Linked DNA regions of Homo sapiens: region 2 is linked to region 1. Evidence: chromatin loops called from intact Hi-C (ENCODE). Cell type or tissue: heart left ventricle. All regions are shown on one strand.

Evidence for each region. A loop is a pair of places that touch in the nucleus more often than their neighbours do. Peaks named below come from ENCODE experiments on the same cell type or tissue, not always from the same donor. Only the 100,000 strongest peaks of a DNase experiment are listed, where the experiment ranks them.
Region 2: a loop joins it to region 1, with 3 times the contacts of the local background. A loop is called at or near these places in 53 of 110 quality-filtered maps.

What each region holds. Positions count from the first base shown.
Region 1 is chr9:110,450,464-110,455,463 of GRCh38, forward strand. SVEP1 (sushi, von Willebrand factor type A, EGF and pentraxin domain containing 1) reads right to left here. Exons shown (of 48, transcript NM_153366.4): 23 at 826-939. Among named protein-coding and RNA genes, the nearest start is that of TXNDC8, 120 kb to the left of the region's middle. In heart left ventricle, a CTCF peak has its summit at 1,938 (motif pointing right); no DNase peak of the experiment used is centred here.
Region 2 is chr9:110,612,438-110,617,437 of GRCh38, forward strand. It overlaps LOC105376218 (a long non-coding RNA gene), which reads left to right and starts at 1,608. Exons shown (of 3, transcript XR_007061731.1): 1 at 1,608-4,815. RefSeq lists an enhancer at 4,852-5,000. In heart left ventricle, no CTCF peak of the experiment used is centred here; no DNase peak of the experiment used is centred here.

The sequences.
Region 1 (5,000 bases):
TCTGTTTTTTTTTTTTTTTTTTTTGAGACAGAGTCTTGCTCTCTCTCCCAGTCTGGAGTACAGTGGCGCGATCTCGGCTCACTGCAACTTTCACCTCCTAGGTTCAAGCGATTCTCCTGCCTCAGCCTCCTGAGTAGCTGAGACTACAGGCACCCACCACCACACCTGGCTAATTTTTGTATTTTTTTTTTAGTAGAGACAGGGTTTCACCATGTTGGCCGAGGTGGTCTTGAAATCCTGAGCTCAAGTAATCCACCTGCCTCGGCCTCCCAAAATGCTGGGATTACAGGCGTGAACCACCATGCCCAGCCGATAATCTGCTTTTTTAAATCTTACTTTTTGTTGAAATTAAGTTTGGTAATAGACATCTAATTGAGATAATGTTAAGAAATAAAGCTAGTAAATTCCATTCAAAACTTGCCTGTTTCTTTGATCTTGCCTTTTTCCTTCACTGGACACTTTCTTGGATTTACTCTTTAGAAATTAAGCATACACTTTTAAACCATATTATTGTACATCTGTTTGCAATATGATATTACATGATTTGTCTCCAGTTCCTTCTTGAAAGTTTGCCTTTACACACACACACCACATACACAAATTATTTTTTGCTGAACCATTTGAGAGTAAATTGCAGACCTGCATGCCCTTTTACCCCAAACCCCTCAGTGTGTATTTCCTCAGAAAATGAGGACTTTCTCTTACATAATCACCATACAGTAATAAAATCCAAAAATTCACATTAATATATATGTTAAGAAATGTACTAATTTGTGGTGGTTTACAAGATTTTAAGACAACATAGGAAGACTGGAAACATCTTACCTACAAATCCTTTCACACATGTGCAACGATAGCCAGCCACACCATCAACACAGATTCCTTTATTTAAACAAGGACTGGAGCTACACTCATTTATATTTTCTTCACACCGCTGACCTGCAAAGAATCATTCATCTTTGAGCTGGAGAAAACTTGACAGAACTTTAAGACCAATAGTTTCCAAGCAAGTTGTTCAGGCATTGGAATAGGGAAATTGGAAATCATGGCTAACATGTTTGTGACAAACATGTTGAAATAAAATGTTTCTTCTATTCTGTGAACTGCAAAATTTTTCTAGCAAGAAACCTAACATATTCAGCATGCAATGGAAAATGATAACCACGAATATCTGACCATATTTTTTTTAGTGAAAAAGATGTGTGATTTTGTTTTAAATTTTTTCTCCTTATTTGTTTGCTAGTTGTTCTCTTTTTGAGTTTATTCCCTTTAGAGTTAAGTGGTAACAGTTACAGCATTACAGTTACAAAGTTGGCAAAAATTATGGGAGAAATATATTGAATGAAGAAAATAACTCATTTTCTTCTGCAAATTAGGGAAACACAGCCAAATTTCTGTGCAGCTGTCCCATGTTTTGTGTGAACATAATTTGGGAACAACTAATGTTATTCATAGCCTTTATTTTACACATCTAGAAACAGATCCAAAGAGGTCTGTGACATTGCCAAGGACAGGCACAGAAATGAGCCTAGAACCATAAATCTTCATGTTCAAGAAAAGACGTACAAAGACTCGTTGGGTTGAAGAGTTCAAGGATGCTTAAATTTATAACTCATGGCATTATGTAACACATATCTAATAATTTATGTACCTTGACATTAAAATATGCTAAAAGGAAATTTCATAATAAAGGTTGTTTTTTGAGAACAGTAAATCTAACATAAAATCTACACTTTCATACAGACCATTATGAACACTTGTTTTTTCACAGTAAACCCACAAAATAAATTTAATGTCTAATAAATAACATACATAATACATTTCACATCTAGTAAATGTATATTTATTTTATTTAGAAACTTGGTTCTACTTTTCTCATAGTATGTGTCTGCCATTCTTGTCACAAGTTTTTACTATGATTCAACACCAGGTGTCGCTAATATGAGATTTGGAATTTTAAATAAAGAATTGTAGGATACAGGTGCATAATTTTAATACTGTCTAAGGAAATGCAACCATAGGCAGACGGTGGAGAGGAAAGAGCATGAGAAAGAAAATGGAAACCAGGCAAGCAATCTGGATGTGGTTCCAGCTGTTGAATACACACCCTTGGTTAGGGGTGATGAGTCTGCTGGTCTGCAGTTGGTCTCACAGCATGTGGACCTCTTAGAATATAAGCTGAGAGAAATTTGTTTCAAGATATGTGTGATGTGGCCCCTAAATGCAAGCCACACGCTTTGGTGTTCATAAGATAAAAATGATTTCTTCTGTTGTTGAGGTAAAATAGGCATATTTCTAAACAGCATGCCTGTCCACTATAATTGATAGAGTATGCTATCACTTTATCAAGTGCAATATCAAGTCCACTCTACTTGATGGCTTATTTGAAGGATTTTCAAGGCAACTTTGACTATTTAAAATGTCTCCCTATATATAAACTTTCAAATTACACTTCCAGATGAAATGCAATTTTACTGTATAAACTCAATATATCTTTTCATAAGCCTGGGACTACCAGTGTTGCATGGATGTGAAATAGAGAAAATATATGAGTTGTTCCAAATGATTACTACTGTAAGTTATGTTAAACATTTTTATGTCTTTATGGAAGTTGTTTTTAGATACACAATAAAATTATTAGAATCTGGTTCCTTTGAAATGTTATCAGGATTTTACTAAACTTTTTAAAATATAGAAAATTATATACCCACACATATTAAAATATATATTCAGATATCTTTTTAGTATAATAATGATGAGTTAGGTACAATGCTGGATGATTTAGATGATCTCAGTACTCTCCATAATAATATTATGGGGTCATTACTATTTATAAAGTAGTAAATCCTAGTCTATTTTATTAGAATATATCATCAATATTATAATAATTATAATGTGGGTTAACAAGGGAATTGAGAATAAGATCACTGTTTCTGAACTATTTTTGTGAGAAGGTGCTGGAAGCTGCGACTCTTAAGATATACACTTAGAGAAATCTCCAAACTGCTTTCCAGAGTGGCTGAACTAATTTACATTCCTAAAAAAGTATATAAGTGATCCATGTTTTTCTATAACTTGCCAGCATGTGTTATTTTTTGACTCTTTAATAATAGCCATTCTGGCCAGGGGCGGGGTGGCTCAGGCCTGTAATCCCAGCACTTTGGGAGGCTGGAGTGGGTGGATCACTTGAGGTCAGGAGTTCAAGACCAGCCTGACCAATATGGTGAAACCCCATCTCTACTAAAAATACAAAAAATTAGCCGGGCATGGTGGCATGCGCCTGTAGTCTCAGCTACTTGGGAGGCTAAGACAGGAGAATTGTTTGAACTTGGGAGGCAGAGGTTGTAGTGAGCCGAGATCATGCCACTGCACTCCAGCCTGGGCGACACAGCGAGACTCCATCTCAAAAAATACAAAAATTAAAAAAAAAAAAAAGCCATTCTGACTGGTGTGAGATGGTATCTCACTGTCGTTTTGATTGGCCTTTTCTGATGATTAGCGATGATGAGCTTTTTTTCATGTTTGTTGGTTGCTTATGTGTCTTCTTAGAGAAGTGTCTGTTCATGTCCTTTGCCCACTATTTAATGAGGTTATTTGTATTTTGCTTGTTGATTTGTTTAAGCTCCTTATAGATTCTGAATACTAGGCCTTTGTCAGATGCATAGTTTTCAAATATTTTCTCCCATTCTGTAGGTTTTCTGTTTACTCCATTGATGCTTTCTTTTGCAGTGCAGAAGCTCTTCGATTTAATTAGATCCCACTTGTTAATTTTTGTTTTTGTTGCAATTGCTTTTGGGGACTCAGCCATACATCCTTTGCCAAGGCCAATGTCAAGAAGGGTATTCCCTAGGTTTTCTTCTAGGATTTTTATAGTTTGAAGTTTTACATTTAAATCTTTAATCCAAGTTAATTTTTGTATATGGTGAAAGGCTGGGGTTCAGTTTCATTCTTCTGCGTATGGTTGGCCAGTAATCCCAGCAATCCCATTACTGGGTATACATCCAAAGGAAAATAAATTGTTCTACCAAAAAGACACATGCACTTGTAAGTTCATCCCAGTGCTATTTACAATAGCAAAGACATGGAATACACCTAGGTGCCCATCAATGGTGGATTAGATAAAGAAAATGTGGTACTTATACATCATCGAATATTATGTAGTCATAAAAACTCCACAAAATCATGTCGTTTGCAGCAACATGGATGCAGCTGCAGGCCATTATTCTAAGTGAATTAAAGCAGGAACAGAAAGCCAAATACTGCATGTTCTCACTTAAAATGGGAGCTAAACATTGAGTACACATGGAATAAAAATAGGAACAATAGATGCTGGATACTATTAGAGGGGAGAAGAAAGGTGGTGTGGGCTGCAAAACTACATATTAGGTACTATTCTCACTACCTGGGTGATGGAATTATCTGTACTCCAAACCTCAGCATCATGCAATATATCCATGTAACAAACCTGCACTTGTACTCTCTGAATTTAAAATAAAAGTTGAAATTATTTAAGTCATAAATAAAGACAAAGATTTTGAATGCTAAAAAATAAGATAACACTTAAATATGTATTTATTTAAGTTAAAAGGAGAGGCATAGTGGTCCATAACAATTTCAAGGATACATGCGCCTGAAGTCCACAGTTAGTAATAATTATACACACACATATTCACACACACACATGAACATCCACAGAAATTGGCATATACACTTCATAAATTCAGTAAAATACTAGTAAAAAGCTTGGGGATGACCTTGTATTTGTAGTAGGCTTTACATATTTTCTGTCATTTCCTCACCTCCATTTTTACTAATGAAGAAACAGGTTCAGTGAAGTTAAATGTCTTGTCCAAGGTCACACATCTAGCTGGCAAAGATGGGAACACGCCTGCTTGTTTTATAAAGCAATTACATACTGCCATATTGATATCTTGTTCTCCTTACATAACCGGAAAAGGACAAGAACACTTTCCCAATGCAAATAAGTAATATTAGAAAAT
Region 2 (5,000 bases), 160 kb after region 1:
TAGGTGAACACTTTGTAAGTTTTATGAATTTAAGACACAAATTTACAGATTCAAGAAGTTCTGAGAACCCCACATAGAATAAACTCAGAGAAAACCATGCTAATACACATAATTAACTACTTAACCAAAGATTTAAATATTTATATATAGAGAGAGTGGTCAGTGACAAATAACACATTACATTCAGGGGAACAACAATTTTCTTATCAAAAGCTGTGGAGGCTAGAGATAGGGAAATACCAACCTTCAAGTGCTAAAAGGGAAAAAAAATTGCCAGCTCCTAAGCCTATATTCAATGAAAAGACCTTCAGGAATGATAGCAAACTAGAGACATTTTCAGCTGATCGAAAGCTTGAAGAATTGGTAGGCAGCAGACCTGCTTTAAAATAAATGTAGAAGGAAGCGCTTTAGAAAAACAGAAATGTAGATATTAAGGTAAACATACAATCATCCCTCAATACATACAGGTGATTGGTTCCAAACCACTACATATACCAAAATTTGCGTATACTCAAGTCCGGCATTTGGCCCGGTAGAATCCACGTATACAAAAAGTTGGCCCTCATGATTTGCAGGGTTTAGATCTTCAGTACTGTATTTTCGATTCACATCTGGTTGAAAAAAGTCTGTGTATAAGTGGACCCACACAGTTCAAACATGTATTGTTCAAAGGTCAACTCTAAAAGCCTATTTTTCTACTTTTAAGTTCTTTAAGTAAGTAGAATTATCAAAAGCCAAAATTATAATATTGTCTGGTGGGGGTTTCCATGTGAGTAAATGAATATATATTATATATATAATATGCACAGATATTATATCATTATTATTATATTATGTAATATAATTATATGGCCATAGGCAAGTTGCCTCACCTCTCTGAGTATTGGTGTTTTCATTTATACAACAGGGATAGTAATCCTAAGCCTAACCCTAATATTATATTAACATAACTAATAATATAATATTATATATAAGTATTATATTATATATATTATATATATTCACTACATAAAGAAGAGAGCATAAAGGGACCAGGTAAGATTTCTACATTTCTATATGTTCTAATTAAAAAACAGACTATCAAATTCAATTTTTAAAAAGACAATTATGTGACTACAGGAAACACATTTAAATATAGATATATAGATAGATAAAATAAGAGAAAGATAAAAGATACATCATGAAAACACCAATCAAAAGAATACTGGAGTTGCTTTATTAATATCAGATAGAATAGACTTCAGAATTAAAAATATTATCAGGGATAAGAAAAGACATTAAATACTGAGGAAGGGGTGAATTGTCCGAGAATATGTAATAATCCTAAATGTGTATGCTCCTGACAACAGGCATCAAACTATGTGAAGCAAAAACTGAGAGAACTGAAAGAAGAAATAGGAAAATTAACAAATCTATTTGAAGATATCTACACTCAGGAATTAGAAGAACTAGACAGAAAAATCAATAAAGATATAGAAGACTAAAACAACACTAGTTGACATTTATAGAATACACCACCCAACATTAGCATAATACACAATATTTTCAACTGTTCATGGAATATTCATCAAGAAAGACCATATGCTGGGCCATAACACAAGCCTTAATTGATTTACAATAATTGGAATCATGCAAAGTATGTGCTCTAACCTTTAAGGAATTAAATAGAAATCAATAACAGAAATACATCTGGAAAATCCCAAAATATGTGGAAATTAAAAAATCCATGAGCCAAAGAGAAAACCTCAAGGGATATTAGAAAATATTTTGAACTAACTAAAAATGAAAATACAACATATCATAATTTATGAAATACATGAAAAGATCATTAAATGCTCATATTAAAAAAGAAGGAAGGTCTCAAATTTGTTAGCCTCTTAAGAAACTAGTAAAAAAAAAAAAAAAATCAAATTAAACCCCAAACAAGCAGAAGGGTAGAAATGATATATATAAAAACAGAAATAAATGAAGTGGAAAACAGAAAAATAGTAGAGAAAAATCAATGAAACCAAAAGGTGGTTCTCTAAGTAAAACTCTATGCAGACATTCTATGGGTGGTGGGTATTATAAATAAAGTTTCGGTACCGCAAAAGAAATAGCACTCGAATATAAAATTTTCTTTTTAATTATCAGCAAGGCAAGGTACTTCTATAGAAGGGTGCGCCCTTACAGACGGAGCAATGGTGAGTGCACACCTGGACAAGGGAGGGAAAGGGGTTCTTACCCCGACACACATGGCCTCTGATGCTGTGTCGTTCCCCTATTGGCTAGGGTTAGACCGCACAGGCTAAACTAATTCTGATTGGCTACTTTAAAGAGAGTGACAGGGTGAGTGGTTTGGGAGGAAAAATGGTTATGACAGAGCAGTTAATCGGAATGAGTGAGGGTGGAGTAGGTAATCGGAATCAGTCATGGTGGAGCAGGTAATCAGAATGAGTCAGGGTGGAGCAGGTGATTGAAATGAGTCAGAGTGGAGCAGGTAATCGAAAAAGGTTGCTTTATGAGGAAGTTAAGTTTAAAAGTAGAAGGCAAAGAATTGAACATACTGACATATTGATTCTTTGAAAAGAAATTTAGAACTCATATCTAACATGGGAGAGTGGGAAGAGGAAGAAGATACAAATGACCAGTACCAGGACTGAAAGGGAGATATCACTGCAGACCCTACAGACATTAAAAAGGCTAATAAGGGAATACAATAAACAATTTTATGCATACAAATTCAACAGTTTAGATGAGATGGACAAATTCCTTGGAAATTATAAATGCCAAAAGTCACCCCAAACTGAATTTTTAGTGACTGGAGGCATTTATCTCAGTGGACTCTCCAGACTTTATTCAAAGCCATTGCCTGCTTCCATCAAGCTTAGTCTTGAATCTTTACCAATGTTTGATTTATTCCTCTTACTTTTTTTTCTATTAACTTTGAATACCATCCCTCCTCCTTTCCAAGACTTTATTTATTGTGAGTGATAATTGACATAACCTTCAGGAACCTCAGAAACCTTAGGCATCTGCAGAAACATTTTGAAGCATATCAGACTAGCCTATCTTTCTAGAAACCCGATTCCCATTCCCCTCTGCCAAACCCCTCAGCGGCGATGTGTATACTTTGTATTAGTGCATATTCAGGAAGGTTCAAAGCACTTGTCTGCTACTCTTTGCATGGCCACACCCTCAGTCAAGGGCCTTTCTGCTTCCAGCATCATTACAGATGGATTTGAGGCTTTGGGCTATCTCCAGGGGAGCCATCTCCTCCAGGTTTTTGTTCCCTTTTCTGACTCAGAACTTAACCATTCTGGCAAAACTTTCTGTGGTGTGGCCATAGTTACAGTACAGCGTTTGCATTCTATGGGTCTTACAACACTATCCCCCAAATCCACCAATTTTCAGTAGCATGTAGCTTGTCTCATAAGCTTTATTTCCTGCTTTAAAGGATGAACAGTCCTCAGAGGAACCAAGTTCCTTGCCCAAATAATTTTGGCAAGGCTAAGACACTGAAGGACATCTATACGCCTTGTTTTCTCATACATCTTAGGCCTGTAAATTCTGGTTTATGGGTTCACATCCAGAGTCCCTCCTTTCTTTCCAGCTTTCCAATTAGTTTCTGTTAATTTATATGGTAGAAAATACATATTTCAAAGACGTAGTTCTTAGCTCTGTCTCAAAGTGCTTAAGCAGTTTTTATCAATTTCTTCTTATTTGGGAGTGGTATCCCCAAGCTAATACCGCCTGTGAGGGAAAAATATATACTCTTAGGCAACATTTTGCTAGTAGCTTGATAATCATAAGAGTGTCTTCTTGCTAGCAATATTTTGAGTACAACAGCAACAGAGTGTGCAATGGATTCACTGGTTAAGCCAAAAAGTTATAATGTTTGAACCTCCCAAGGGCCACCTCCATATTTAATATGAATTTCTTTAAACCACCAGAGCTGGGCCTCATTTCTCCCATACTCTGTGGGAGTTCTGACTTTCATCCAAGATCTTCCCTATGACTTTAAGAGCAGAAAGACATGGTCCTTGTGGTGTCTCCCAAACTGGACTCCTCTTAGTTACAAGTGGACTATGACTGACTTATTAAAATGATCCTCATCTTTCCAGAAACACTTGAATGCTGCCACCAGTATATTTTTTAGCTGAGACCTTCCTCTTCCTTTTTTCCCCATAACCAGAATCTGTGGTCTGTGCTAACATTGCTTCTCCATGAAAATTTCACTCCCACTCCACTCTTTCTACCTTTCTGCAGATGCCTGCACTTTCACCGCAAATCATGAAATGATTACATATTTTTAACAGCATTATTGAGATTAAATTTATTTACCATAAAGCTCACCCAGGTAGCAGTGGCTGCCAGCTATACCCTTTCATAGAATTAGCCTTTTCTTTAGGCTTTGCTCTTCTCAAAACAAATACTTCCCTTTTTGTTCTCTTGTTTCCTCTTGTAAGTCCCTAGGATTATTAAACATAGGGCTTGAATTTCACTTTGAAATGTTTTCCACGTTTGTGGTAATAATGTCACCTGAGGGTTTCTACTAGATTAAGTAAAGGAAGAAACAGAGTGGGAGGGGAATGAAGTGTGACAAACTCTCTTATAAAAGATAAGGCAAAAATGGCAGTCAATTATTGTTTCTGATAAATGTAATGTCATCCAATAATTTATAGTAATTCTGAGAACTATAGCCAGTAAAATGAATTTGCATAGTCTGTCTTCTTTAGGACACTGATTTTCAAACTTGAATGCACACTGGAATCACCCGAGGAATTTAAAAAAACACCGACACCTGGATCCCACACAAGGACCCTGATTTAAATGGTATGAATTGCAACCTGAGCATCAAGATTTTTTAAAGTTCCCTAGGTGATTCTATTGTGCTACGAAGTGACTCTTTTACTGCAAACTTGTTAGCATGATCAGAATCACCAGGGGAGTTTGATAAAATAGATTGCTAGAGTTTTTGATTCAGTACATTTGGGTGAGACCAGAGAATTTCAAGTTCT